Regions from separate parts of the Mus musculus genome. Here regions 2, 3, 4, 5, 6 and 7 are each linked to region 1. A link is a loop called in an ENCODE intact Hi-C map of the cell type or tissue named here. Cell type or tissue: heart. All regions are shown on one strand. Links, peaks and the distances in the headings refer to the core of each region. The heading gives the core; the rest is flanking DNA.

Region 1 (4,343 bases), core at 131-4,130:
GTGGCCTTGGGTTGGGTGCTGTGCCCTAAAGTGAAAGATGGGCTGCATGGTTATTCCTTGCTTAGCTGTTTAGCAAGAGCTGTCAGTAAGTAGAAGTCCTGGACTCTACATACAAGGAGATGTAAGGATGGTAAGCAAGAAGTGGCATCTCTGACTATGTAGGTAACAGAGTAACTGGCATGTGGTATATATGATACAACAAATGGTCATAATTATTAACAGTAACATTATGCCACCTCTTACAGGAAGCCTTCCCGGAACACAATCAAGTTCCCTAAGCTTTTCCTCTCGAGTGAGAGCCACACCAACAGGAATCATCCAATGCTTTCAAGTTGGAAAGTACTGTGCTAGGCCCTGAGAAGAAAACACACACACACCACACACACACACACACACACACACACACACACACACACACACACAAAGCAGGCCTTTATCCCAGCCTGAAGGAGCAGCTCCTGGGGCACACTGCAAGGTAACAGACAACATAAGCCACAGAGATCCAGACAGGGGGCCCTGGGAGTTCAGAGAAGGGCAGGCTGTTGTTTATCCATATGTACTCCTGTCTCCTAGCTACCTCCCCTTAGATGTCCCAAAGGCACTTAGAACTAAACATATTTAAAACTGATCTCATCTGCTCCCTCCCAAACCTGTTCGTCATCTCAGATTCCCTCTCAGCGAAGCAAATTCATCCAAGCCACTTGCTCAAGCCTGAAACATGAGCTGCAGTGGCTCATGTCAGCTGTCACAGTTGCTAAAGTTGTCCCTGAACCTTTGGTGTGTGTTTGCCTTGCCCCAAAGGTCAAGACTAATAATAAAGTTGAGCTGAGCAGCAGGGCAGGAAAATTAAACCCAGCCTGGAGACAGACAAGACCCAGCGTCACCAGAGTCAGTTTCTGATTTGACCTCTGATGTCAACTAGTATAATCCCTTTTGGGAAAGCGGGTCGACAAAAGCCTAAAAAAAATGTTCATGGTATTTTTCCCAGAGATTTTGCTTCAGAATCAATGACCATTTATCTGTGTCCCCTCCTGAGAAATAAACATTCTAAACACAAAATTATCCCTTGTGGGGCCCTTTGTTTCTCTGATGAATGACTGGGAAGCAGTCTTCGCATCCAACAAAAGTAAAAGGGTTAAGCACAGCTGTCTACAACTATTGCTTAGGGATGAAAGCTGTGGAGATTCTATAGCAACAAGGAAAAATTATTATTCTGTAACTAAGGATACAGGGCTATGTGTATACTCTGATTGCAACAATGTAAAAATTGTGGGGGCATAGGATTGGCTAGGAGGACATTTAAATTTTCTTCTCTGTGAAGTTAAAAATTAAGATCCAAACATTGTCATTTATGAATTATCCTCCAGCTGTTGACTTATTTAGCCAGTCTCATCTTTCAGTCAAGGGTCTTAATCATATGTCTGTTTTCTATCAGTTCTTCACTGAGTGCTGCTCTGACAAAGGCCAAGCCACCACCAAGTATCCATTTTCTCTCATATGTCGAGGCAAGAAAGGTAGGATAAAAAAATAAATTAAAAAAAAAAGCTTTCAAAACATATGGTGCAGACTGCGTGGAGCCCACTTGGAGTCTTTTGCAGGCATGGTCACCCCCTGGTGGCGACTCGCCTGGTCGGTCGCCTTCGGGTGGACAGCGGGCTCACCTCTCCCCGGCCCAGCCCCAGCTTTTTTCCTGGCGTCCAAGACTCCTCCCTTTCTGTCCTTCTGGGCGGACTCTCAGTGGTCTGCACCGCTGGCACGAAATCCCCACCAGGTTGCGCTCTCACACCTTCCTCACACAGTCTCCTCCAGCTGCAATGACGTCTTTGTCAGTGGTTCGCATGCGCACTCGCCACCGACCAATGATGGACCGTCACTGCCATAGGCCCCAGGGCCTCCCCTCTGATTTTTCCCCGTAATTGAAAAAAAAAAATGGAGAAAATCTAGTACTAAGGCCATCCTCCAAATTCGAGGTTCTAAAAGACAGTGGCACACACAAAAAGCTACAGTCTCCAAGCCAACTACTTGTTTGGCCCCATCTTAACAATATCCACAGCTCTACAGCACAGACTGCCCACCCTGCCAAAGCCTGGTGGCCCCCTCCTCCAGACATCCAGATGAGGCTCCGCCCTCCTTGCTGCTAGCCAGCTGAGTGTGAACACCAGGGCAGGCTAACGCTAGGCTGATGCAATTTGGAAGCTAGTGGAGAACATCTGGTGAATGGGGTGCTGGGAAGAAAAAGAGTTCCTGCAGTAGCTCTCCCCGCAGTAAGCCCATTTCTGTAAATGCATACAAACCTCGGAGGCCTACCTAGGGTAATGCGTCAGAATTACCTACAGGGCTTGTTAAACCAAGACCATCGGGAGTCAGGAACTGTCGGGGATTCTGTGTCCATTGGTTTAAAACGTGCAGGAGGATCACGAGTTTGAGGCCAGTCTGGATGCTGTATTCAAAAAACAAACAAACAACAACAACAAAAACAGGTTATGCTACATACTTACAAATTGATATGAAAAGATACTCCGTGGTGGGGGCAGTACATTATCCAAATGATACACAGACACCTCAAAAGTCTTACTTCTCCATAAAAACACTGCAGACTAAGCAGAAACCAACTTGTCAAAGCACTAAGAACCAAGAAAAGGGTTTACAGCAACTAAACAAATGTTGAATTTAAAAAGGCAATTTTAAAATGGTAGGTATCTTAGTTATGGTTACTATTGGTATGATAAAACACCATGACTGAAAATCAAGTTGGGGAGAAAAGGGCTTACTTACACTCCATATCACTGTTCATCACTGAAGGAAGTCAGGACAGGAGCTCAAACAGGGCTGGAACCTGGAGGCAGGAGCTGATGCAGAGGCCATGAAGGGATTACTCCTTCCTGGCCTTGCTCTCCATAACTTGCTCAGCTTTCTTATAGAACCCAGCACCGCCAGCCCAGGAGTGGCACCATCCACAATGAGCTGGGCCCTCCCCCCCCCCCCCCATTGATCACTAATTAAGAAAATGCCTTACAGCTGGACCTGATGGAGGCATTTCCTTGACTGAGGCTCCTTCCTCACTGGTAACTCTAGCTTGTGTCAAGTTGACACCAAACCAGCCAGCAGAATAGGAAAGCTTATCAGAATCTTTACTTGGTCCCCAGTACATAGGTGGTCTTGAAAAGAGAAGCCTGAATTCCCATGTGTAAGCCTGACATTTGGTTCTGAGGGAAAAAAGCAGACTCGCTGGGTAAGTTACCCTTCACTTGTGTTCTAACTTGCTGAGATTTGGAGGAGTGACAGAGGACACTGGACTCTGTTTCACCCCACTCAGAATTCGGGAGGGGAGAGGAAAAAGGATCAAAATAGAGTGTAGGAAAAACTTTAAGTGAAAAGCCCCATCATATACATGTATGATATTTTCAAAAAATAAATGATTTTTTATTTAAAAAATGAGATTGAATTCCTCAAAATTAATATGAGAAAAACTAGGAATGCATAGATGCCTGGAGTAAAAGACTGAGCCAAAATGTAAACTGGACCACTTAAAGTCTGCGAGCAAAGCTGAGGTGGGTTTCTTTGAGAAACTGGAATATTCAAGAGAAAAACATAAATGGCAGAATTCAGAAAATGTGCTCAGAAAAGAACTGGGCCATCACCTTGAGTGACTCTTAAGGCAACACTACCCTAAAACAGAGCAGCTTTTGCAAAAATAAGATAAGTTTTCTCTATTACTTTTGGCATTTTTTGTAAATTTGGTTGTTGGTTCGCTGGAGGCTTTGGGGAGGGAGTGTATGTGTGTTTTGGCTCTTTATGTTTAGGAAATCTCTATAAAAACACCAACTAAGAAAGAGAGACTTCAGTGAGTACACATAAGGAATACAGTGTTCACAAAATTAGTTTGGAAAAGTCACCTAACAAACACTAAGGCTTTCAAAAACAGCAAACTCAGAGCGAAGGGAAGAGGAACTATAATTTGCAGCATTAACATGTTAAGATATTCAAATGTATTTTCCTTTGTCTGGTCTTGAACTTAGATCCTTCAGCCTCAATCCCCATCTAAATGTAAGGTTTGCCACAAAAATTAAAAATCACAATGCGTGTTAAAAAAAAAAAAACACACAGAAGGGGCTGGCAAGAGAGCTCAGAGGGTAAGAGCACTGAGTGCTCTTCTGAAGGTCCTGAGTTCAAATCCCAGCAACCACATGGTGGCTTACAAGCACCAGTGATGAGGTCTGACACCCTCTTCTGTTGTGTCTGAAGACAGCTACAGTGTACTTATTAATAATAATAAATACATCTTTGGGCCGGAGCAAGCAAGGGCTGAGTGAGCAGGGCCAACCGGAGGGAGCAGAGGTCCT
Region 2 (4,343 bases), core at 120-4,119, 450 kb before region 1:
ATCAAAACCATTAAGGAGAAAATGTCAAGTATAATACAAAATGGAAGGCAGATCCATTTTGATACACCCACAATCTTGGATTGAGACGCTTACGTGTTCATTCAAAGGGCTTTTGTCGTGTGCACACAAGTGATTCTTCCTGTACAGATAACCACAAAGACATAATGAATTATTAGAGAAAGGGACACAGGAAAAGGAGAGAAGCCAGGCAGTAATGGGAGAAATAAGTTTTAAAAACCATGTATCTCGCTGGGTGGTGGCTCAAGCTTTTACTCTTAGCACTCAGGAAGCAGAGGGAGGTGGATCTCTGGGAGTTCGTGGTCTACAGAGTGAGTACCCACATAGGCAAGGGTACATGAAGAAACCCTGTCTCAAAAACAAACAAACAAACAAAAAAAAACCCAAGATAAATAAATAAACAAAAGCAAGTATTTCAAGACTCATTTCAACAACCATGCTCTATTTTAGCCCATATTTATATAGAATTGTTAAGCAAGCTTTACATGAAAGAAAATATATCTTCCTTTTGCTTATTAATAATTCCCATTAGGACATACCTGAACCTCAAGAACCTATGCTGTTTCTCTCAGCTCTGCCTTTATTGCACCTCCTGAACAGGCATGCGGGTCAGCTCAGCTGAGCGACAGCTGCTTACAAATAAGAAGGAAAAGAAAAGCTTCTGTGTCCTCATACATTGGCTGTGGGGTTTCTTGCTTATTCGTAAATCACTGATGGCTTACACTGATCCCCATACCAAATGCTGAAGGGAACAAGGGAAGAAAACCTTCCGCCTCTAGCCTTTGTATTAATAAAACCTTGCTTCCTGTCCTGGGGGGTCTCTTTGGGTCCCCCATCCTTATTATCCTGGTTAGTTAGTTAGTTTGTTTGTTTGTTTGTTTGTTTGTTTTTGATAGACTTGATACAAGCTAGAGTCATTTTAGAGGAAACCTCTATTGAGACAATACCTCCAACAGACTGGCATATTGGCAAGCCTGTAGGGCATTTTCTTGAATTAATGATTGATTCAAGACAGCCCAGCCCACTATGTCTGGTGCCAATCCTGGGTCCTGATTTGTGTTCAAAACAAACAAACAAACAACAAACAAACAAACAAACAGGTTGAGTCAAGCAATGGTGGTGCACACCTTCAGTCCTAGCACCCAGGAGGCAGAGGCAGATAATTTCTGGGAGTTTGAAGCCAGCTTTGTCTACAGAGCTAATTTTAGGACAGTTAAGGCATGTGAGGAGGCTAGGTTTAATCCCCAACCCATTATGCATTCTTATCACTGTAAGCTCAACTTCCTGGAATATGCTTACAGAGACACACAGACAGACACATAGACAGACAGACAGACAGACACACACACACACACACACACACACACACACCCCTACTCAAGTCTACGGCCAAGTCTTAATCTTAGAAGACACTGTAGACAGATATGAATACACCTTGTTTGCATAAAACTTTAAAGTGGTTTCACATTAACTTTCAAATTCCCTGGAAATCTCATTATTAGGACACATGTGACATCAGCATGGATCTTCTGAAGTTATTTCAGAGTATAAAAAGGGTGTGTTTGTCAAAAGTGAACACTGATTCTCAGACAAACATATCAGAAAGTAGTTGCCACAGATCATTTCCGCATCAGAAGAATCAGAAGGCCCTGTCTGACCACCTCTTTTCGTCTTTTGTAATAAAAAACATTAGCAGATATATTCAACTGTGTTGAAAAATATAGATACACGTCTAAAGTTCTGTATATAACATTCAAATGGAGGATGGGAGGACTTTAATGGCCTTCAGCAGTCCAGAAGATGCAGTTACTATTTATTACACTAGGGGCAGCAACGTATAAGGAATGGCAAAGTAAGCATTTCAATTACATTTGCACTGCAGTCTGCTAGATGACCAAATATTAATACCTCTTAATTAGACATCTGAATAATCAATAGTTTGGCTATATTTTTCTCATTTTAAGAGGATTTCTTGGGAAATGTCTGGTTCATATCTTTGTTGGGTTTTTTTTTTTTAAGCTAAAAGAAATTCTGTTCCCACCCTAAGCTCAACCCCCACCCCCACCCCAGATAACTTCATGAAGACAGTCTTGTCAGGATTTCATCAGACTCAGACATGGGGTACAATTAGACACTAAGAGTATGGGGCTGGCAGAAAGAATAGAAGGGACCAGAGGCAGAATTCAAGGTCTTTCTGAAGAGCAACTCCCAATTAACCCTGTAGGAAAATGTTTTGTGTGTGTGTGTGCACACGCGCGCACGCGCAAGTGTTTGTGCATGCTTCCCTACAAAATAATTATAAGGATTAATAGACGTCTATATGCTTAGTATTTGCCCATCCTCCACAAGAGCTTACATTTTGAATAGCAATTTTGTTTTTATCTCAAAGGTAACCAATCAAGCACACTCAGCTTCAGTTTCCTTGGTAACCGACCTCTGCTTCCTGTCTAGACTTCTGGTCATGAGAAGAGAGAAATGGAAAAATACTGGACTAAAGCAAGCAGGCTGCAAAATGGTTTTTCTTCTTACTGCAGTCTACTTCTCTGCCATTGTAGTCCACCCCACCCCACCCCCAAACATTAGCGAAGTCTGTTGGTGAGGGGGAGTGAGATGACGTCTACTTTTATGTATCTTTGCCTTTATATCTGCATCAATTTGGTCCTGACTAGTCACATCCTCAGCAGCACAGACATCTTTCTTTGTACTCCATCCCACCTCTCTTTCTTTCTGGGATATATTATTCTTGATTAGTCATAGCATGATCCACCACCTTCTTTTGCTCTCTTGCCCCTTCCCTTCCTGTCTTACTAAAGTAAGGGTGGGGAAAAGGCATGAGATACAGAGGAGACAGAGGCAGGTACTATTCATGGAAGCCCTGCCTTTGGAAAGCCCACGCTTTGTATGTACTAGCTCCTGCTAGTGTATTCGCATTAAATTCTAAAGGGTCCACAGAGACACACACAGAGAGATATACATAGACATATACAAACTCACACAGTCACAGACACACAGGCATGCATGCATGCATGCATACATACAGAGACACACACAGAGAGACAAACACAGTACACACACACACACACCCTAAGTCTGAAGAATTCCTGACAAGACTGTCTTATCATGGAGTCAGGTAGAGTGAAAAGAGCTAAGGGGAGGAGCAGAATTTCTTTTACCTTTAAAAAAACAGCAACAAAAATATGAACCCCAGCACCAAAACATTTCCCAAGAAATCCTCTTAAAATGAGAAAAATATAGCCAAATTATTGACTGTCCAAATTTCTAATAGGTATTACTATTTGGTCAACTATCAGAGTACAATGCAAATGTAAATGAAATGCTTAAATATTTTTTAAAAATCAAAAAAACTTTTTAAATTTTTAATTTTTTTAAAAAAATGGTTTTATTGAAATAAAAATACATTACTTCCCTCTCGTTTATTCCCTTCAGCACCTCCATCCCCACTCTCAGTTCGATTATATTTGTTACACACACACACACACACACACACACACACACACACACACCCTTCTGAGTCAGTTGTTGTTTATGTGTATATGGTTTCAAGGCTGACCATGCAGCACTAGGGCAACTAGTAAGAGGGCACATCCCTGAGAGGCTAATTCTCCTTCTCCCAACATATCTGCCTATAGTTCTCTGCCTAGGGGTGAGACCCTGCAAAATTTCCTCCTTCCGTGTTAACATATGCCACCAATAATGCCATTGCTCCTGTTACACAGCCATTTCTAGGACTGGTTGCTGACAGCAGGCTTCCTACTATTGTGGCTCTTAGAATCTTTACAGCCCCTCTTCTGCAATGTTCCCTGAGCTATATAAAAGCAGCAGCTGTGCTGAGGGTATATCTGTTGGGGCTGGGTTCCCCATGATTTGTTGATCGCTACATTATAGCCAGTTGTGGTTTTCTTTGACGGCTCCCATTGGTTGGAAAGGGAGGCTTCTTTGATGAGGGGTAGCTACAGTTATCTGTGGGTAGAAGGATCAGATTTAGAATGTAAAAGGAATTATGCTTATCTAGCAAACTGGTGGTAGTAGATTCTTTTCTAAAGTCCGGGCCCTCATTATCCTGGAGAAGCTGCCTCGGTTTCCTATACCAGATATGATTTCTCTACTGTTGAGTGGGCCTTAAGACCAATTAGACAGCTATTGGTTGCCATCAATGATATGAGAGCCACTTATTTATTGCATCTTTCTACTATCCTTCCATGCTGGTAACTGTCGTGGTTCATAGGAGTTGCAGATTGGTAGGGGTGTTTAATAGTTGCCCTCTCTTGGCAGCCTGAATAGTATTTTCTGAAACAGTGAAAGCT
Region 3 (4,343 bases), core at 30-4,029, 370 kb before region 1:
GAGTTCCAGGACAGCCAGGGCTATACAGAGAAACCCTGTCTCGAAAAATCAAAAAAAAAAAAAAAAAAAGTAAGGACAATCCTCCTAACTCAGGGGCCATACATGGCTCTGTAGCGTCTTAAAGCATCTGAGGCCTCAGTTTCCTCTTAAAAAGCCACAGAATAGGGCAGTGGTGGCGCACGTCTTTAATCCCAGCACTTGGGAGGCAGAAGCAGGTGGATTTCTGAGTTTGAGGCCAGCCTGGTCTACAAAGTGAGTTCCTGTCTCGAAAACAAAAAACAAAACCAAAAAAAAAAAGCCACAGAATAATGTTATATTTTACAAGAACAATAATAATGTATTTTACACATACATAGCAAATGCTGATGAAAAATTAGCTATCATTATTACCTCATGCAAGACTATGTCTAAACCCTTGTGAGAGCCTAGAAAATAACCATTATCCTTATTTTCTCAGTGAAAAACCTGAAACACAAAGGTAAAGTAACTTGTCAGAAAACACAGAGAGGATGTGAGCCAGGACTTGAACCCTGGCAGTTAAGGTCCAGTGCTTATACAGTTAACTCAGAAGAAGTACATTACTATACTTCTGAGGGACAAAAGGAAACTTCGGTGCATAAATATGAGGTTTCATATGACCTAAAATTAGCAGCATTTGCTTTGGAAATGAAAAGTCAAAATATGTTACCTTCTTATTAAATACCAAAACACTCCTTTTCTCCATCACCAATGCTAACATAAATACCCCCAGAAGACCTCATTTACCAGAATAGCCACTACGGCTGCGGCTGAAGCTGAAATAGGAGTTATAACCCTCAACAATAGCCAGGGGCTCTGTCAGTACATCTCCTAAAAAAAAAAAAAAGAAAAAAAAGTAAATATAAAGTCAGAGGTAAATTAGCACCATGGACCCATGAAAGACTGGAATTACAGTTATAGGTTAGCATACATCAGAGCTGTAATTGAGGGTCAGGAGAAGTGTTTATGTTGACAGGAGCTAGAGAGATGGGAAAGTCAGGAAAGAAAATTATATTCAAATTAGATAGGGAAGCAGAGGAGGGCAAATCAGAGCTAAGTCTTGTGATTTAGATTAAAGTACTCACAGATGCTGGCAGTGGAGATTGGGGACCTGAAGGGTGGGAGGTAGGAGAGGGAATTAGGGAATTCGAGCTGGGAATTATGGGAGAAGAAATTAGGTCTAAATTTGAGGTAAGATATCAAAGAGGAATGAATCTAGGGCCTTGAGGTGGAGAGAAAAGAGGAATTGGAGATATGGGAAGGAGAAATTAAGAGTCTGAGCTAAAGGCAGAGATTAGGTGGGGATTAAGGACTGAGGTGGGGGCAGGGATGGAAAACTGAGGTGTTTGGCTTAGAAGAATGAAAGGAGAAAATTCAAGGCCCAGAGTTCGGGCTATAGAATGAGTGGGAATCTGTGTATGAGGGTTTCAACGGGGAAAGCAGGCCAGGAGTCGGAATTAGGGGTTCTAGCTGGGGTGGGGTTGTTTAGAAAGAAAAGGATCAGGCCTTTCAGATGGGTATAAGGGCAGGATTCTAAGTATAGGAAAACGAAACGCGAAATGAGACAGAACAAAGGTTAGCATCAAAAGGAAAACACCGTAGAGATCTTGGATTCTCGAATGCTCACTGGTCACTTTGGTCTCCTGGAGACAGACAATATCAGCATCCAGCTCGTCCAAAACGCGTCGCAAGGCCGTGGGACAGCTGCTGGGTTCCTGGCATGCAAGGCCTTGCAGGGGACTCCGGATCCCATTGATGTTCCAGCTTACCACGCGCAGCATTTTGGTAAACGGTACAGTTTCCCAAAGGAAGCTTAGGCGGGCAAATGCATTGCTGCCCGGAAGTGAGCTGGCTCCCCGCCTTCCTCTCGCGTTTCCACCGGGCGTTCTCACCTTCCCCTCCGCCCCCTCCGACGGCAGGACGCAAGCAGGGCGGGACTTCGAGTTCAGTTCTCTTAGGCGGGAGACGGAACTAAGGTGGAGGCTGTAGGAAAACCGGGCTTGATCAAACGAGCCTGTCACCCCAGTACTCAGGAAGCTGAGGCAGGGTCAGTAATGAATTCAAGGCCAGCCTGGGCTACATAGCAAGACCCAGACCAAAACCTGGGAAGAGTAACTGGTGAGAGGCGCGTCTCTGGTTGGGCTCCTTCTCTTCTGGCCGCATGCTGGCCTGGACGCCCGAATCTGACTGCTCTTCTCTACTACAAAAGTACCCCCTGATGCGCCAGGTTACTGACAAATGGGATTTTGTCCCTTTGTCAAGGGGCAGGCCTCTGGGGAAACAAGCTGAGCCAACGCCCTACCCGGATCGAGACAGGACTCTGGCTTTAGTGAGCGGCCCCTGGCGGTGGCTGAGGGGCTTCTGCAGACCCTGGAGTCCTTTTGGGCAGTGGCGAAGGGAACTTTCTCCGTTAAGCAATTAAGAACCTAGCTAGCCTCCGTTTTAATGGAGTCTGGAGGAAGGAGACTGCCTCAAATCCTCCCTGTATAGCCATGTTTGTCTTGACTCTCAAAGCATAAGACAGACTTGCATTTGGCTCCATTTCTCAGATGAGCAAAATCGAGGCCTAGACCATTTAAGCTCCAGAATAGTATCATTTCCCGATGCAGTTATGGTTTTCCTGTCTATACCGTGTCCTTTCATTCTTAGGATAATCCAGGAAGAGGCACTGAAGCTAAGTAGAAGTTGAATAAATTCGTCTCAGCCTCACAGAAGTGGTAGAGCCAAGATTTAAACCCTTCTTAATCAGGTAAACAATTGATTTTTTTTTTGTCCACACACCTCTGTGTTTACGTCTTTTCCTGTGGGCACCACTGCACTTTATGGTCCATGGCACAGTATTTACCACAGTGCACAACCCCCATTGATTTCCGTTGTCACTAGACTGCCAGCAGCCTGAATGCAGTGGCCATCTCTGACCCACCTTATATGATAACGGAATAAATATTTAGCAAATGGATGAATAAGCAGGGCAGTAGGGATGAGTTCTCGACTTATTTTTTTGTGACCACAGAAACAGAATTAACAGGAATCGCCCTATTTCCAGGAAAACTATAACTTTGCATCCTAAGGGTTTTTTTTTTTTCCACTGAAAATTGCTACAAAGTTATTCCCATTCGAATGCACACACCCTCAGAATTTCACAGCCTTTGAGCCATCGTCTTCATGGCTATACAGAGCCACAGTAGGCTGCCCCTCCCCCACCCCACCCCCATCGGACTTAAAGGTCACTAGTTACTGCTATCAGAAAAACAGCTCTGTAATTCAAATTCTGTGCCTTGAGCTTTTCCATGCTTTGGGAGTTACTGACTAAAGATCAAATCCCAGGAGTGGGTTAATTAGGACAAGGGAAATGAACATTTTTCTTCATGTCACCAGTTGCTTTCAAGCAAGGGATTTTGCCCATACTGCACTAAAGGCAGATAAATATAAAGCTTTGTCCCAAAGAAATCCAGATCTTGCTCACCTCAATAGCTGGTTTTCATTTCTCCATTCTCCAGTGGCTTGTTAATATTAGTACTGACCTTTGGGGCACGGTGAACAACACATGGTTGGACTGAAGAGAAAAGTCTCTGGGTGGCTCAGGAACTTCTTTGGCAAGTACAGCAGCTAATATTTCAACACTGCACACACCCCTTAACAAGGGTGCTTCCTCAGCCTTCCCAGGAACCAACGGATGTCTCCCGGTTTCCTATTTGATGCCACCCACCGGACCTGCTTTGGGGGTCTGTAAATGCAAGAGAGCCATTGGATAATTAGCGATGGAAGAAAAAGCCTCTAAGAGAGCAGGTAGGTGAGCATAAAGGAAAAGTAGACAGGTCTTTTACAGGTCAAAATCCTTGCTTCAGGCTCCTTGGAAGATTTTTCTCTGCATAGGAATTTGGTTTAGCTACTTCAAAGGGGATGGGAGAGTTGGGGAATGATGATATGCATATGTAATTCAACTGTCGACATTTTATTTTTAATTACTTATTTTATTTATTTGCATTCCAAATGTTGCCCTCTCCTTACTATCAGTATTTTAAAATCCTCTTGTACTTGACTCTTTAGGACGCTAGCCTAAAAGACCAATCCCTTACTATCTTTGAAATTCCAATTTTTGTTTGATTTGATTTGATTGTAATTTTGGAAAATGAGTCTAACTGTGCTTCCCATGGGGGCCTGAAACTCTCTGTAGCCCAGACTGGCCGTGATTGTGTGATCCTCCCAGCCTAGCTTCTACGTCCGTAGTCTGTGTATATTTTTAAATTAAATGCACAATAGAAAGTGTATCTCTGACCGCGCCTCTAGTGTATTAAGTTGGGTTAATTTGCTATGAAACTTTG
Region 4 (4,343 bases), core at 45-4,044, 160 kb after region 1:
TTGAACGGAAATCACCCCTTCCCTTTTCTTCCAGAATGGAGAATGAAAGGGAATACTGAAGAATGTGGTTTCCAGGTTGCTGTAGTTGGATGAAGGTATACTAGCTATTGTTCACTTCTGTTTTATTCAAAGGATAATCTACAGACCAGTATCACCTGGGAGCTTTGTAGGCCCAAAGGCTCTCAAGCCCTACTGACTTGGAACTAGGTTATAATAAGACCCCAATGTGATTTGTATGGGCATTAGAATTTGGGAAATGCACTACCTTAATCTAAATTGAGCTGACTTGGGGCCTGTGTACATTTTTTAATTTAATTTAATTTAATTTAATTTAATTTAATTTAATTTTACTAGAGGGCAGGATACCACAGTTGACAGCCCCAAATCATATCCAATGGGAAGATATTGTCATTTGTATAACCCTATAAGGTCTGGGTGTAAATCAATGGTAGAGCACCTGCCTATCGTGCACAAAGCCCTGGGGTCCATCCTCAGGACCAGGGAGTAAAACCATCTTCCAACAGAGATAGGGGTTTGCACACACAATTCCAGAATTCAAGGGGGTAGGGGTAGGAGGACCTCTGGTTCTGGGTCAGCCTGTGGGAGACAGTAGAATCCTGTCTTTAAAAAAAAACAAAACAAAAAGAAAACAAAACAAAAACAAAACCCTAAACTAAACTGCCCACAACATGATTTCTGTTATCAAAAGAATAGTTAATGAATCCTGAGAGACCAAGTACAACATAAATGTCCACTAGAGCCTGGATCTTCTTTGGGGAAATTAGGTTTGGAAGATTTTTTTTTTTTTGAATGAAGAATCAAAAACACCAGCAATAACAGAAATCTGCTATAGAAATGTCCTTAGGGGGAACCAAATTCTTTTCCGCAAGAAGAGGAATTTCAGAATTTGAAAGAGAATGCCTGGGGAAATCGTGGGGAAAGGGGAGAATGGGAGTTTATGACAGACAAACCCCGCCTCAGTCTGAACCCAGGGCCACAGAGCAAGTACTGTCTTTGAGGAGTATTTAAGTATATAGTAGGAAAAGTGGCCAGATAGGCCCGCAGCGGCAGATGGAAGCTGACTAGTGGTCAATAGCGACACGTTGTGGCAATGACATACACTGACAGTCATGGCAGTAGAACATCCTTCAGTCCCCACCCCTTTGTATCTGAGCAGCCTCCTTTGCTGTGTGTATCAATTCCTGGATAAGCTAGAGGAAGCAAACATCCAAGAGCACGGTAATGGACAACTTGTTGGTGAATAAAAGTCCAAACCTACAGTGGTTTTCATTTAATTGGAGAAATACAAAATCATGAATACTTCAACTTCTAAAGTTGAAGTTTGTTCATATAACCACATATCCATGCTATTGTTAGTTGTCTTTTCCTAACCAGAATAAACAGAGAGGACAGGGACTCAGTTCATCTTACTTCTGCCTGCCGTCCCAGAACATAATGCGTGGTAGACGGTCAATAAATGCTTTGATTTTGCTTGCTTTTTAAATTTGCAGTTTCATTTTATGTGTATGGACAGATGTTTTGCCTGCATGAAGCCCAGATTGGCCTGGAACTGGTGGCAATCTTCCTGCTGAGATTATAGGCACGAGCCACCACCAATTAAAACAAATGTGTGTGAAATTAATGTGATAGGGACTTCAATATTCAAAGATGTAAGCCTCCATAATTGAACAAATCCAAAAGTAGCCCTTCTTTACTGCAGTAACAGTCCTTTTCCACTGGGGGCTTCCCTGAGCTGCCACCAACAGTGGCCAGGGCTGTCTCCCAGCTTTTGCTCTTTTTCAGTGATCCTCTCCTCCATCCAATACCATTTTCTACTTTTCTGTAATACCATTTTCCTAAACCCCTCACTTCCTGTAATGCCACCATCGCCATTCCTAACAATTCCTTATCAGATCCAGTATTCCTTAAATCTTTCTGCAAAGGGAAGTCCCTCCAAAAGTGACCGCTATTTTCCTCTTAATTAATTAATTTATTTATTTTGGTTTTTTGAGACAGGGTTTCTCTGTATAGCCCTGGCTGTCCTGGAACTCACTCTGTAGACCAGGCTGGCCTCCCTAATGCTAGGATTAAAGACATGTACCACCTTCTGGGATGCCTCAGGATATGGTGTCTTCAGGAGAGCAGACTAGCTAGCAGTCTGTCCCAGCAGAAAGGACTGAGCCTGGATTATTCACTCTTTAGGTTCAAGTTTTCCCTCTAGCATCTTCTGCTCTAGGGCTGAATTTATAGATAGATATTGCTTAAATTTGGTTTTATCATGGAATATCTGTTTTTTCCACCTATATTAATTTGGAGTTTTGCTGGGTATAGTACTATGTCTAGCCTGGCATCTTAGTCTTTTAGAGTCTACAGCACATCTGTCCAGACCCTTTGGCTTTATTGAGTCTTTATTGAGAAGTTGGGTATAATTCTAATAGGCCTGCCTTTATATGCTACTTAGTCTATTTCCCTTGCAACTTTCAATATTATTTCTTTGTTCTGTATTTTTGGTATTTTGATTATTATGTACCAAGGGGACTTTCTTTTTTGGTCCAGTCTATTTGGTGTTCTATATGCTTCTTATATGTTGATAGGCATTTTCTTCTTTAGGTTGGAGAACTTTTCTCCTATGATTTTGTTGAAAACATTTTCTGGGCCTTTGATCTGAGCTTCTTCTATTCAATATAGTACTCGAAGTGCTAGCTAGAACAATAAGACAATGAAAAGAGTCAAGGGGATACAAATTGGCAAAAAAAGAAAGGTATCACTATTTGCAGATGATATGATAGTATACATTAGCAACCCCAAAAATTCTACCAGAGAACTTCTCCAGCTGATAAACAACTTCAGCAAAGTGATTGGATATAAAATTAACTCAATCCCAGCACTTGGGAGGCAGAGGCAGGTGGGTTTCTGAGTTTAAGGCCAGCCTAGTCTAAAGAGTGAGTTCCAGGACAGCCAGGGCTACACAGAGAAATCCTGTCTCGACCCCTCCCCCCAAAAATAAATAAATAAAATTAACTCAAATAAAACAGTAGCCTTCCTTTATACAAAGGATAAACAGGCTGAGAAAGATATTAGAGAAACAACTCCCTTCACAATAGCCACAAATAGTATAAAATATCTTGAGTAACTCTAGCCAAACAAGTGAAAGTTCTGTATGACAATAACTTCAAGTCTCTCAAGAAAAAAATTGAAGAAGATCTCAGAAAATGGAGAGATCTCCCATGCTCATGGATTGGAAGAATTAACATAGTAAAAATGGCCATCCTACTAAAGGCAATTTATAGATTCAATGCAATCCCAATCAAAATTCCAGCACAATTCTTCAAAGACATGGAAAGAGCACTTCTCAAATTCATCTGGAAAGGGAAAAAACCCAGAATAGCGAAAACAATTCTTAACAATAAAAGAAAGGCGGGGGGGGGGGATCACCATCCCTGACCTCAAACTATACTACAGAGTAATAGTGATAAAAACTGCATGGTATTGGGACAGGGACAGACACGTTGATCAGTGGAATAGAATTGAAGACACAGAAATAAAACCACACACTTACACACATTGATATTTGACAAAAAAAGCCAAAAATATACAGTGGAAAAAAAGAAAGCATCTTCAATAAATGGTGCTGGTCTAACTGGCTGTCTATATGTAGAAAAATGAAAATAGAACCATATTTGTCACCTTGCACAAAGCTCAAGTCCAAATGGATCAAGGACGTCAACATAAAACCAGATACACTGAATCTAATAGAAGAGAAAGTGGGAAAGAGCCTTGAACTCATTGGCACAGGGAGAAATTACTAAATAGAGCTACAGTGACTCACACTCTAAGATCAAAAATTGATAAATGGGACCACATGAAAGTGGAACGCTTCTGTAACGCAAAGAATATAGTTAATAAGACAAATCAGCAACCTACAGATTCAGAAAAAAAATCAGATGTGGGGTTACCACATCTGATAGAGAGGTCTGATATCCAAAATATATAAAGAACTCAAGAAGCTAACCACCAAAAACCCAAACAACTCAATCAAAAAATGGGGTATAGAACTAAACCAAGATTTCCCAACAGAGGAATCTCTAGTGGCTGAGAAGCACCTAAAGAAATGTTCAAAGTCCTTAGTAATCAGAGAAAAGCAAATCAAAACGACCCTGAGATTCCACCTTACACCAATCAGAATGGCTAAGATCAAAACCACAGGTGACAACACATGTTGGAGAGGATGTGGAGAAAGAGGAGCACTCCTCAATTCTTGTGGGATTGCAAACTGGTACAACCACTCTGGAAATCAATCTGTAGATTCCTCAGAAAATTGGAAATAGATCTACCTGAAGACC
Region 5 (4,343 bases), core at 292-4,291, 140 kb after region 1:
CAGGGCAGCCAGGGCTACACAGAGAAACTCTGTCTTGAAAAACCTAAATAAATAAATAAACTCCAGATTGTGAAATTTAATACTAAAAGTGAAAAATGCTTAATTCTTATGACATACTAAAATATTTTGGAAGAGGATTTTTGTTGTATTTATTTCATGTGCATGTTGTTTTGATTGCCTGTGTGTGCACTGTGTGTACCTGGTGCCCAGATAAGGACAGAAAGATGATATCAGAACCCCTGGAACTGGAGTCATAGATAACTATGAGATACCATGTAGGTGCTGGGAACGGAACCGAGGTCCAATGCAAGAACAAATGCTCTTAACTGCTGAGCCATCCTTTCAGCCCTGTGTTACTTATTTGTTAATTACATGTATGTGCATGCACATGTGTACAGATGAGGAACATTTTGGATCCTCTGGCGCTGGAGTTACAGGTGGTTGTGAGCTGAGAACCCAACTCAGGTTAGGAAGAGCAGGACGCACTTTTAACAGCTGAACATTTCTCCAGCCCCTTCTTTTATCATAAGGACAACTTGGGGATATGGAGCTTGAAACTTAGAGCAATTCCCCTGTCTCCGTCTCCCTGGTGCTAGAATCACAAACATGGCCCATATGCTAGACCTTGGATATGAATTTAATAACACTATAATATTTGCTTCTTTCATTCATTTATTCATTTGTGGTAGTATGAGTAGTGTAGAGCCTCACATGTGTGTAGTAAGCAAGCACTTCCATTGAGCTATATCTCCAAGTCTTTATATTATTTTTATTATGAGACAAGGTTGTGGTGAATCTGAACTTGAGGTCCTTTTGCATCAGGAATATGAGAGTACATGCCTGCACCACAGGGCCTGGCTGCCTTTTATTTATCAGAGGTACTGCTTTTAGTTTTGGTGGCACCAGGGTTGGAGCCCAGGGACACGAGCAGACTAGGAAAGTGCTCTACCACTGGGCTACACTCCTCACCCAACAATTTTAAAATTATATTTACTTGTGTAGGGAGAATCAGAGGACACCTTAAGCGTGTACCAGTTCTCTCCTTCCATGTTGTCCCAGCTATGAAATTCGGACTGTTATGCTTGTTGGCCTTTGTCCACGGAGCTGTCCCCCACCCCTCATCCAGCAATTTTAAGTTACAAGATATGACTCGAATAGTTCTTTTCGTCGGATCTTTCCATAACCATTTTAGAAAGTAGGAAAATGACTCTCTGGAAGGCAAAATGCGTTCTCCAGCATAATAGCATTTGAGTGTCATTGCCTCTAAGGCACTCTAAAGACACAATTCTGATCTCAAAGTCACGATTCATTCATCAAACGCGGGCTCTCTACGTCGAGGCTCTGCCACGCCACACTGCGACAGACAGCAACACCTCACATTCACTCACCATTGGCGATGAAGTAATCCTCCACTGCACCCCCTAGCCACTCGGCCTTCTCCTGGCTGTGCACGCCCCCGAAGCCATTCTCCACAGCGATCTGTGAACACAGGCCCAAGCCAACCATGACAGCATGGAAACCAGAACGGCGTGGCCTGCCGGGGCCTGGGAGTCTGCCGCTTACACCGCCCAGCCATGGCTCTGGCGCCTCGCCTGGTCAACTTCTATTTTGTCACAGCCTTAATCGTGACCCCCCGCCAGGACCTCACTTACCTGTAAAGCAGGCCAAGCCTCCAGCGCAGCTCGGACTGCAGCTCCGAAGAGCACACGCACATCTTCAGCGGCGCCCGCCATCATCCGTTTAGATCACGTGGCTCCCAGGCAGCCCAATCGCTAGGGCGACCTCACCAGGCAAAAGGAGCCAAAAGCCGATTCTCAGAACGTGGTTTAGTTTTCTGCCAATCTGGCTGGCAGCAAGACCAGAACAGTGGGAAACGCCATCAGTGGTAGATGCTACCACTTACCACAGTAAATCCTAATAATTAAAGGAGAACCTGGAGCAGAGTACTTAGGAAGCATAGCTGAAATAAAGAGGAAAGGAGAAAAGAATAGCGAGGGCGAGAAAACCTACATTTGCGAGGCTCAGCAGATAAAGGCAATTGCCTCCAAGCCTGAAGAACTGAGTTCAGTCCCTGAGCCCTACAGGATGGAACTAGAGAACCGATTTCTGCAATTTCCTCTCACCTCCACATGTGTTACACGGCATTCACAGGCGCAGGCACTCCCACACACAATAAATAAATGTAATTTTAATTTTTTAAAAATAATTATTTTATATATGTGAGTACACTGTCACTGTCTTCAGAGACACCTCAGAAGAGGGCATCGGATCCAATTGCAGATGGTTTTGAGCCACCATGTGGTTTCTGGGACTTGAACTCAGCTCAGGACCTCTAGGAAGAGCAGTCAGTGCTCTTAACCGCTGATCCATCTCTCCAGCTCCAACAATTCATTCTTGAGTCAAATATGAGTGACCATGTCCAGGATTCAGGTTGTCCAGAAAGATATTTTCTTTTGTGGAAGTGGTCAAATGACATTTTAGTAGTTACAGAACAAAGAAAGTCCTAAGTCAAAGCATTTACTAAATCTATTGATAGAGACTACAGGTAGTGGGATGAGGAAATTTCTGCTTAGGTTTCAGATACTGTCTGATGACATTCTTAGCTTTTGGATTCATAGATGCTCGCTGTTAAGTATGTATTTGAAAAGTTGTGATAACCACGAGATTTCTCGTTCAGATTCAAGGGAAGACAAGGAATTGTTTTCAATGGGATTAAAAGTAGCTCAAGGTCATTTGTCTCTCCTCTGTAACATTTTTACTCACCCCAACCACAAAGCTCCGTCATTTGGTCCTATAGAACGGTCCATACAGATGTACCTGTTCTTTTCTCTAGGAACTTCAGTTTCCACTGTGTAGCCATGTCTGGTATTGGACTCTTACCACACTCTCCTAAATTCTAGGACTAATCACACACCACCACACTTAGCACAGAATATAGATTTTTCTGAAGTTCACAAGAACATTCTCCAAGACACACCATGTAGTATTCCACACAACAGCGTTTAGTATGTTTTAAGGACTAAGGGCTGATAATGTTTCTATCTACCTTGCCAGCATACTGGGGTCCTGGAGTTTCATCCCAAGACCACAAAAGAAAAAAAAAAAAAAAAGAAAGACTGCAAAGCAAAATTAGAAATTAGTAAGAGAAAGAAACATGTGAAATCCATAAATTTGTGTAACCTTATGGACTCTATTTTATGGAAATAGGTCAAAGGACAAAAACAAAGGGAAATTGGAAAACACTATGAAATGAACCTTGAGTGTTGTAGCTGAAGTACTTAGGGGACACATTTTTAGCTTGCAACAAAAATGTTTGAGCTGTAAATATTTAGAAAGAGCCCATGGGGGAGATACAGCCCACCACTGCCCTCAGCAGTCTGAGGAGTTCTGTCCTCCTTCAGGTAAAGCCAGGCCTTTGATTACACTGCAGGAAAGAGGTTCAGGATAAGCCAGCATTGTGATATGATCATCCAGTGTTATCTGATTGTTAGGATCATTATGATATATGATAAGCAAAGTTAATGAGATTTAACTACAAGCGTTTAGAGAACACATTAAGCTCTGTAAGCATTTAGAAAAAGGAACAGTTAGCAAAGGAAGCATTTGTTCTGCTAAAGGAACACACAGCAATAAAATGACACCTAATGACAGTCTCCTATACCGGTAGATCAGTGCCTCTTTCAGCCACCATCAGAGAAGCTTCCTCTTGCAGAAGCCGGGAACCAACATAGAGACCCACAATGTATTGAGAGTGAGAAGCTCTGGTCTTAAATGGAATGTATTCATGAAAGCCCTCTTCAGAATCCCACAGAGGAGAAGGTGGAAAAGATTGTAAGGGCCAGAAAAGATGGACGACATGAAGGAAATAAGGCCTTCTAAATGCAAGAGGACTGATGCACACAGGAACTCACAGAGACTGTGGCAGCATGCACAGGGCCTGCAGCAGCGTAAACCAGATGTGGCTCCCGTGCTTAGAAGGGAGGTAGATGCAAGCCCCCATCCTTAATCCGGAAGGTACCTCCAGTTAACTGATTGAAAAGGGGAAAAACTAGTTTTCTCACTGGGGATACAAACCACTCTTACAGGCAGGCTCTACACGCAGCAGTAGATAGCCAACAAAAACTGGACTCAATGGTATTTTTGTAGACTTCATCTGGTGTTGCTTTGTTTGAGCTTTTTTTTTTTTTTTTTGTCTACTGGCCTTTTGCTTGTATACTACAGTTTCTGATTTTGTGGTTTGTGGGTTTTGTTTTGTGTGTCTGTGTGTCTATGTATTTCCCAAGCTTTTTCTTTGTTTTTTTTTTTTTTTTTTTTTTTTTTCGAGACAGAGTTTCTCTGTGTAG
Region 6 (4,343 bases), core at 300-4,299, 140 kb before region 1:
CTAGGTGACCTCAGGGAGAGCAAAGCTCTCCGAGCCCAGGCAGCCAACCGAGTCCTTGATGCCCTGCGGGCCCAAAAGGCTATGGGTCCCCTTGAAGCTCTGCGAGCCATGGAGGCCATTAGGGCCTTTGAGACCCTTCGACCACCTGTGGCTTCTGAAGCCTGACTCTGGTCACTGTTGCCATCCTCTTCTCCATCCGGGTGTTTCCCCTGCATCGAAAGAGGGGAAGGTCAATATCAGCAAGTGGTGCAGGTGGCTCTTTCTCTTAACTCAGTCTCTTCTGGAAAGCACACCCAACGCTGTCTCTTCTAGGATACATCCCCACAACCCTGCCCTTGTAGTAAGACTCTGCCTCACTGGACACTAGCCATCCTGAGTCATGGGCTTATCACTGACTACCAGTTGGGAATTTCCTCCCTGAGTGGATCAGGAACAAGTCAGAAATAAGGCCTGAGGCTTTCGTCTTCCCACATCCACCCCTGACCTGACTCTGCTTCTAGCACCATTGACGAGCCAGTCCTCTTTCTTTCTGGGCATCAGTTTCCTGCCATACAGAATGGTACCATAAGGAGTTACTTTCAGATATGAGACTACACATGTGAATAAGCCTACCTCAAGGTCTATAGTGTACAGCTACTCTGTACATATAAAAAGCTGCATTCCAGTCAGCATGAAGCTATGTATATGCCTGCCTCATCTCCCCACCAGCCTGTGAGCTCTGTGGATACAAGAACTGTGACACACTCCTGTTAGTGTGCGCTGGGTCTTTCAGGAACACAGGAATTGTTTTAATTTTGGCAGACAAATGAACAAGAAGATTGTGGAGAAGCAAGGATGGGTATGTCTTACCTTTTGGGTATTCTTGGCTTTGACCTTGGGCCGAGTATCCTGGTTCTCCTGAACCTGGACAGCTGTACCCTCAGGCTCTGGTTCATCTGTCCCAGCCTGAGAGGCAGGAGCCTCAGTCTCCGGAGCCTTTGTATTGACCTTTGGATCGGTACCACAGCTGACCTTTTTGGTCGGGGTTGTAGGCATTGTCATAGCCTGCAGGTCAGACTTCTGCGTCTTGGTGTCAGCTGCTGGACTCTTGTTTTCAGTTGCCAGAACTTGGGTCTCACTCAGCTGTGTGGTAGGTGAGGCCTGGGTGGCAGCTGCCTCAGACGCCTCTGGGGCCTTTGAGACCTCTGTCGCCTTTGGGTTCCCAGAGGCTTTTGGAGCCTTTGCAGCCTCTGAAACCTCTGGTGCCTTTTCTGCCTTTGGTGTTTCTGAGACCTCCAAGTTCTGGGTCACGGTCAACAGGTCCTGCATCACGGAGCCGCTGTCCTTTTCTGAAGCTTTGCCCTGCAAGGGAAAGCAAGGAAGTTCACTGACCTTCTTCCCACCCCTCAACAAGGCAAATGGTCCCAAAATTAGGTGGCTACACTTCTCTGACCTGTAAAGACTCTTACCTGTGGTGTGCTCTGACCACCCCAGCCTAAACAGGCTTCCCAGTTAAAAAGTAATGACAGAACCAAGGGCCCGCCCACCCTCTCTCCCTTCCTCTTGGCCTCCCCTCCACTGGGGAGAGGGGATGCACCCAGGCAAAGAAGTGGGTGGAGAATGACAAGGATGGGAGGAGAAGCTCCAAGGATTTAGGGCAGCAAAAGGGGCTTGAAAGGCAAGCAGCAAGAAAGGGGGGGGGGGGGTATCGGTCTTACCTGAGAGCGAGCTGGATCTGCACCACTCTCGCTTGTGTCAGACATGTCTCAAGTTCACCTAGCAAAGCTGAGTTCAAAGAGAAGGCCTGGGTCAAGTGGAGAGCCCGCTGAACGTCGTATCCCTTGTTCTGCCTAGAAGCTGATCCTCACCTTCTTTAGGGCCCCAAAGCCCAGCCCCTCCCGGAGCCCCAACCAGTAGGTGCTCAGATACAGAAATTCTGTCTCTAGGTCTCAGTTCTCTGCAGCCGCACCCTCCCCTCCTCCAGGAAGATGTGCCAGCGCGGCAGCTCTGAGGACCCCGCCCCCTTTTCCCAGCGCACCCCCCCCCAGCCGCAGGCTTAGAGTGCGCATGCGCGTCTTCTGCAGCGCCCTTTCAACCCCGCCTGCTTTCCCAGTACAAACCCGTTCTTTGAAGTCCACCGTGCACATGCGCATTCAGCAGCTGGCCCAGTCTCTGCGAGCCCTTCTCAACACGCCCCTTTCTAGCTATACATAAAGCGCATGCGCAATGTCCACGGTCTCAGTCCAGCACCCAACTCCTATACACGCCCCTCTCCAGGTCCGCAATGCTGTTCAGCCCCGCCCCCTCCCCAACAAACCTTCCATCCAAATTGTCGCAGTGTCTGGTGGTCCTAGCCCCTCCCCTACTCACAACCACCCTATCAATTTCACAGAGCCTCCAGGTCCCGCCCTTTATCCTAACACGCCCCCCTCCAAACGGTAAAACCCAAATTGGTTTGGCTCCTTCCCTGTAACACCCCCTCCTCAACTCAGGATTGAACTAGTGATTCCATCTTAGGCCCAGCCAAACGGGGTCCAGTCCCCTCCCTTCCTAGCTGGATGGATTCGGTAAGATTTGGCTCTTAAGGCAGGTTTTCTCCAGATCCCAGAGGGTGGGGCCGACCCCTAGCAGGCTCTCATCCAAAGCTGGGGCCCATGACTTACCTCGTCCTCCTACAATTCCCGAGTGTGTCCACTCTCTCCAAGCCCCTCCGAAACTCAGATACTGCCCTCCCCACTAAAGGCCGGAAGTGGTCCCGCCCCTTTCCGCCTCCCTAGGGGGCCTCCGTCCCAGCCCGTCTGCCCCTCCCCCCTCAACACTCCTTATTCCCCCCCTCCCTATTCCCTTGCCTAACTCCGGACTCCCTATTTCCCATCGCATTTCCTATTTACTCTACAGAAATCTCTTCCCATTCCTTACATCCTTCTCTGTGTTACCTATGCAACCCCCCTCCCCAGTGTCCCTTAACCCTTCTCTGCATCCCCTATTCTTGTCCCTGGATCTCGCCTTCCCCTTCTTATTTCCCCATATTCTTCCTTCTCCTCCAAGCATGCACAGTTCCCCTTTTTCTCCCCTCCACCTCTGCCAGTCTCTGCTGTCCAGTTCATATACAGCTTACTACTTTCTTGGTCGTTCTCATTCTCACACCGCATCAAATGCAGCACTTCTGCTCCAGCTATAGTGGTCAAATAAGAATTGCCCACCTGCCCAGCTATAGGTTTCAGGTAGTTAGAACCACTGTCTGCTCACCAGGAAAGCCCAATGTTGTTCCCTCACCTTGTCCTCCAGTGAGTCTGGGATGCGTGTGCCTGCTCCTCTCAGTCCCTCTCGAAGTCTCAGCCTCCTGGACTAGAGCTGCAGACAGCCCAGCCCAGCCCAGCCCCTTTCCGCAGCCCCCTACCCCCCGCCCCCTTCCTCGGGGGTGGGGCAATGGGGCCCTGCTCAATGCTGTCTGACGCCAAAGCCCATGTTTATGCCTCTGTACCAGGTTCGGTCTGAAGCCCTTCCAACCCAAACTGCCCCCACGAAAACGATTCATTCATTGAAATTATTTATTTTATATCGTTATTTTTCTTACTACAAAAGTAGTGTGTTGTCATGTGAAAACCAGAGAAATGCAGAAATATGTAACAGAAAATTAAAAGCTATCTTTAATCTCCTTCCTCAGAAATACTCATGACATTGAGTACTTTGATAGACATTCCTCCATTAATTTTTTAATTTGTAGTCTGATTATGTGCACTTTCTCCCTACACCGGCTATACTAGTTACCTACTGTTCTGTAACTGCTTTTTTTCAAGTTATATATTCAAACCTCTTTCCCTTAGCATATGTTTTTTTAGAAATGTATAATGTTTTCTTGTATAACTGTCCTATAATTTATTTACTTAGTTCAGCTTCGTGTACTTTCTGGGTTGTTTCCCCCTTTTCGAACTATTACAAACAATGCTACAAGGACCATCCTGGTGTCTATATTGGACTGTTTTGTTGTTTTATTATGTTTTGCTGATTCAATTCATTTGAAAAAACTACCATTTTCAGCGTAAGTTAACTGTACAAAGTAATGACTTTTATTATGGCATTGACAGATTCACCCTCAATAACGTTTTTCACTAGTTTGAAATGGCACTTCTGTTGCCTGATAAATTCACATAAACAACTGGGTGTCTTCATGAGAACAAGATAAAATGTAAAGACAAAGAGAAGTAGACAAAATATCATTAGCAATAGAGCAGGTGAATGCAGACCCAGAAAAAGCTTATTATAAACTATAATTCACGGTAGTTATAGAAATAAAATTCAAGATCTTTCTTATACACAAATAGTCAGAAGTCTGCTTCTTGAGGTCACCTTTGCCCATACTG
Region 7 (4,343 bases), core at 202-4,201, 250 kb before region 1:
CTGGTTGCTTTCCCCCTGGTTGTAATAAGGTAAGGAACATCTGGCTTTACTCTCTTCAGAGTAAACTGTAACGAACAAAACTGTTTAGCTGAAGTATAGAATTGACTCCTCAGTACTGGGGTATGCCACAGTTTGTTTTGTCGTAATCTGACCTCTGGTGTGGTGATGTCATCCTTAATGTATGTGAATGAGCTAAAGAACTGTGAGGGACTGGCATGCTTTATAATGCTTCCATGTACTGCCCATATAATCAACAGCTTGAATCTGAAATGCCTCATTGTTCTAAAGATAAACACATATTTTGTGCTCTGTCTTCAGTACAATAATTTTAGTAGCATTCTCCATTAACCTTAGAAATCCTCCCCAAAGAGCCCAGTCCCATTCTAGGTCCTCAGCTAGCCTCCCCTCCCCCACCCCCCCCAGATCTTTTTCCTGGAACCACTTGCTTTCCTGGATGACCTCAGTGTCCATCCTTTGTCTCAGCCTTTCCCGAGGCCCCACATGCATGCCCTGAAATCTGTAAATCTCTGCTCCCAAAGCCTTACAGTCTCCAAATCCTCTCTTTTGCCTTCTTTGTCCCACTCTGATACATAGCTTTATTGGACATCTCCCTATTTAGAATGTCTTTTGCCTTTTCTATATCTCAGTCAGGATGTTGCTAGTGAAGAAAATAGCAATGTTAATTCTTGACTTCTGATTTTTAAAAGCCTTGATCTGCTAGTAAAGCATCCCCACCAAGGTCATTTTTATCCTGCCGGATGGCATTAAATTTCTTCAGTATGAGAATGGGATTTACATCATAATTTAGCCAAGAGGCCAATAAATATTTAGATTTTAAAAGATAAAAAGAAGGATGTATCAAGAAATAAATTAATTAAAATAGTTTAATCCTTACTAATTCTCAGCATAACAAAACAATCTTTCTATCTAGAAACTTTATCTTTCTATCTCTCTATCTCTAACTAGATAGAGAGATAGAAAGATACATAGATAGATTCATAGATACATAGATAGATATCAGGAAGTTTTAACTATAGAGAATGTTTATGTGTCACTATACACTCAGAAGAGAGAAATGATAAGCCTGGTAAAACATAGGCCAAGATGTAAAGCTTACATACTGGTCTGAAAATTAGAAAGAAAATATAATACTGTACCTACTCACCCCACCCCACCCCACCCCACCCATGGTATAGAGAACAAGTATCTGGCAAGGTTCCAAAATCCTGTTGCCTCATATTTTACAAGAGTAAAGAATTGTCTGTATAGGATTTAGGCAAATAATTCATGTTTCCTGTGGTTGAAAGCAGTGCACAAACAAGGGCATATTTCCTAGGAAAGGAAGTTTGAAGTCTATGACCAGAAAAGGGAAATGCATGAGAAACTAGTACAAGCAAATGAGCAAAAGCCACATAAGAAGAAAATATTTCAATGATGCCAGCACGGAATATTGGATCCCCCACTTCATACTTCCATGTAGCTGAAGAGGATCAAAGGGGAAGGGGGTCAATAAATAGACAAAATTAAGTGTGTACCACCCAATGTGATAGTAAAAGAAAGAGTCACTGTTAGAAAGAAGGTAAAGTACAACTTAACAATTCAACGTGATGGCTTTGATTTTTTTTACTGCTGGTAATTAAGTTCAGATATATTTTACATATTTTACATGTTTACATCTGTCATTGAAGCATCCTCCCATAGTATTTTTTCCCTTTAAGAGACTATTAAATATCTCCAGTATAAGAAGGGGGATCTAAATTTACTCCGTATTCAGCACTTCACATTTTCCATAAATGGAAAAGCCCAACAGTCATAGTTAACTAATCACCGCTGCCTCAGAGAAAAATAAGACTCTGCCAGCCACCTGGTGGCAGTATACTCTGCTTCGTTTCGAGGGAAGAAATGCTTCCTTCTACTTGCCATGCTGTTTCATGGTCTTCTACTGTAGTATTCGTCTCCATATACTATCTTTTATGACTAGAACCATCCCTGCAGAGCCACACCCTTCAAAAGAAAGTGGAGGCCTCATTCTTGTTCTATCTCACCCCAAATATATGTTTCCCTCCTGTGGCCTTTTTATTTCCTTATCTATGGTTTCTCAGCTTCAGAGCAGCTAGAATTTCTCCCTTGTATTCTATTACATTAATGTTGCTGTCTTAATGTCACCCAGGGCAATTATTTTTGTTCCTTATTTCCCCATATTTTCCTTCTGAAAAACTATTAGCTCATCCACGACATGAAGTAAAGTCTAACTAATGCTGATGTTTCCAAATTAGAAGGAAGAGACCAAATAAAGCTCAGGGATTGTTCAGGAACATGTTTTCGTGGCTATGTAAAGAAAAATCAATGTCCTTTATTTTACACACACACACACACACACACACACACACACACACACACACACACACACACACAAGCTTCATCCACAAAGGTTAATTCAATTCTCCTTTTATTTTGGCTAGATGTGCTCTGTTTTGCTATCACAAACTGTAAATATCTACAAATGTATGTTACTGCTTCCCATTCTAATGCTTTTGGTGGTAGGAATTTGTTATTATTCCTTCAGAAAATGAAGCATATTGACAACATTGGCAACATACTCCATCCAATTCAGTCATCTGAAGCCTCAATTTTACCTTGTTTAGTACACATATGCCTTTATATGTTTTTTTTTTCATGTCAAATATTCCATTTACTTTGAATCTAGAGACCTTAGCCAAGTATGGGAGTTGGCTTTACTCATGTAACCAGGGAACAGAGAAAAGATGTTCATTCCGGAGCCCATTTTCTTGGTATTTTCCCAGGTCTTCTCACCTGCACATCTCCAATGATGGACCTTAAAGTTTTCCAAGATTCATCATTTGGTGAAAGCCACGAGCATCAAAGTAGTGAATGGTAGATGTTGTAAGTACAGGCTTCTTCCAGTCTTATTAGATGGGTGCCAGTCAGCTTTACCTGTACGCAGTGGTGGTTAAAGTGAGGGCAAAGGGAGGACTCAGTAGACACAAAAGACCAGGAAAGGGAATGTGGAATGAAGGAAATGTTAATATGGAGGTAGACTGGAGCAAGATGCATGGTGGGGGAACATAGACAGCAATATACTAGACATTTCTAAAAGAGTGAAGAAAGAATTTTGAAAAGTTGTTTTTTTTGTTTTGGTTTTGGTTTTGTTGTTGTTGTTGTTGTTGTTTGAGACAGGGTTTCTCTGTGTAGTTCTGGCTGTCCTGGAGCTCACTTTGTAGACCAGGCTGGCCTCGAACTCAGAAATCCGCCTGCCTCTGCCTCCCGAGTGCTGGGATTAAAGGCGTGCACCACCACCCCGGGCTTTATACTGAGGAAATGGTAAATGTTTGAAGATGTAGATAGTATCAAAGAATGTGTGCATATTGAAATATTAGGTGAGGTCCTGTTAATGAGTATAACTTTTATGTTGCTGTGTATAGGTTTTTATGAAGTCAGATATACAGGGAGGAAGAGGAATAATGTATGAGATGGTGAGATGTTGATCTGTGACCATTGCCTGTTGCCTCCCATGTCCTCCATGCCCACATCATAGTGGATGGTGAAGTCGGCCATGATGCCTGAGCTGGAGAAGACAGACTGGTCTGGCAGCATTGGGGAGAAGATGATATGGACACAGGTCTCTCCCCTCTGTATCCTGGTGTGGATGGGCGCAAGTCACCCTCACCTGTATGGGCATGCATGTGGCACGGAGAGCTCAGCAGAGAGAACAGCCATGAATGGAGACAGTAAGAACTTCCGGGCAATGTGTGGGGAGGGTGAGACCTGGAGCCCCTGGCACTCCGGGCTGCCCCAGTTGCCTAGCTTGCCATTCCTGCTGCTCACTGTCACTCTGTCCCAAGCCCCTTGGTCAGCTTCTGCCCTGCCCCCATCCATCACACCCTGCCTGCCAGACCCAGTGCTCCCTCAGCCCCCAGCATCATGAGGTAGAGGGTCTGTTCTCCACTCACAACCTCTCCCTGCCTCACTTCCCACCCCAGCCAAGGCCTGTGTCTGAAGGACTCTCATGGCCCAGCTCCACGGGGAGCCATAGTCTCCTTCTCTTGAGACCAGTGAGGTGGGTGGGGAGGACAGAGACAGACACAGTGGCAGAGCTGGGCTCCTCTCCTCTCCTTTCTGCTGTGAGACAGGGCAGGCTAGTGGGGCTCTCCTCTGAGACACAACTTCTGGCCTTCCTTCCCTCTCTTCTCCCTACCACTCAGAATGGTGCCTCTGAATGAGCCTCTTCGACCCTCCTGAAATCACGGGCAACTTTTGGTTCCGGACATTTGCTCAACTAGTGTGAAGATCAACTCCTCTGGAATTTTAGTCCAAGACAAGTG

What was found. A loop is a pair of places that touch in the nucleus more often than their neighbours do. Peaks named below come from ENCODE experiments on the same cell type or tissue, not always from the same donor. Only the 100,000 strongest peaks of a DNase experiment are listed, where the experiment ranks them.
Region 2: it touches region 1 in a loop (4-fold over the local background); 18 of 42 quality-filtered maps call a loop at or near these places.
Region 3: it touches region 1 in a loop (2.1-fold over the local background); 2 of 42 quality-filtered maps call a loop at or near these places.
Region 4: it touches region 1 in a loop (13-fold over the local background); 19 of 42 quality-filtered maps call a loop at or near these places.
Region 5: a loop joins it to region 1, with 3.0 times the contacts of the local background. A loop is called at or near these places in 5 of 42 quality-filtered maps.
Region 6: it touches region 1 in a loop (9-fold over the local background); 6 of 42 quality-filtered maps call a loop at or near these places.
Region 7: it touches region 1 in a loop (13-fold over the local background); 10 of 42 quality-filtered maps call a loop at or near these places.

The regions. Positions count from the first base shown.
Region 1 is chrX:150,954,993-150,959,335 of GRCm38, forward strand. No RefSeq gene overlaps it. Among named protein-coding and RNA genes, the nearest start is that of Gnl3l, 60 kb to the right of the region's middle. In heart, for the core only: a CTCF peak has its summit at 1,669; DNase peaks (open chromatin) are centred at 1,789 and 2,099; H3K4me3 peaks cover 814 bases; H3K27ac peaks cover 1,805 bases.
Region 2 is chrX:150,508,997-150,513,339 of GRCm38, forward strand. It overlaps a transcript of Apex2 not described here. Among named protein-coding and RNA genes, the nearest start is that of Alas2, 36 kb to the right of the region's middle. In heart, for the core only: a CTCF peak has its summit at 1,838; no DNase peak of the experiment used is centred there; H3K27ac peaks cover 398 bases.
Region 3 is chrX:150,586,278-150,590,620 of GRCm38, forward strand. Apex2 (apurinic/apyrimidinic endonuclease 2) reads right to left here and starts at 1,878. Exons shown (of 6, transcript NM_029943.2): 1 at 1,646-1,878; 2 at 766-849. The coding sequence starts at 1,799. It also overlaps a transcript of Pfkfb1 not described here. In heart, for the core only: a CTCF peak has its summit at 2,376; DNase peaks (open chromatin) are centred at 1,904 and 2,294; H3K4me3 peaks cover 2,013 bases; H3K27ac peaks cover 1,892 bases.
Region 4 is chrX:151,115,887-151,120,229 of GRCm38, forward strand. No RefSeq gene overlaps it. Among named protein-coding and RNA genes, the nearest start is that of Tsr2, 22 kb to the left of the region's middle. In heart, for the core only: CTCF peaks have their summits at 1,101 and 1,737; no DNase peak of the experiment used is centred there.
Region 5 is chrX:151,094,777-151,099,119 of GRCm38, forward strand. Tsr2 (TSR2 20S rRNA accumulation) reads right to left here and starts at 1,767. Exons shown (of 5, transcript NM_001164578.1): 1 at 1,653-1,767; 2 at 1,389-1,479. The coding sequence starts at 1,736. In heart, for the core only: a CTCF peak has its summit at 1,794; a DNase peak (open chromatin) is centred at 1,765; H3K4me3 peaks cover 1,452 bases; H3K27ac peaks cover 1,014 bases.
Region 6 is chrX:150,810,974-150,815,316 of GRCm38, forward strand. Maged2 (melanoma antigen, family D, 2) reads right to left here and starts at 3,372. Exons shown (of 13, transcript NM_030700.3): 1 at 3,256-3,372; 2 at 1,698-1,764; 3 at 850-1,341; 4 at 1-209. The coding sequence starts at 1,742. In heart, for the core only: no CTCF peak of the experiment used is centred there; DNase peaks (open chromatin) are centred at 2,118 and 2,698; H3K4me3 peaks cover 2,777 bases; H3K27ac peaks cover 1,882 bases.
Region 7 is chrX:150,707,755-150,712,097 of GRCm38, forward strand. It overlaps Gm33991 (a long non-coding RNA gene), which reads left to right and starts at 2,820. Exons shown (of 3, transcript XR_387093.1): 1 at 2,820-2,904; 2 at 3,557-3,749; 3 at 4,224-4,343. In heart, for the core only: a CTCF peak has its summit at 1,870; no DNase peak of the experiment used is centred there.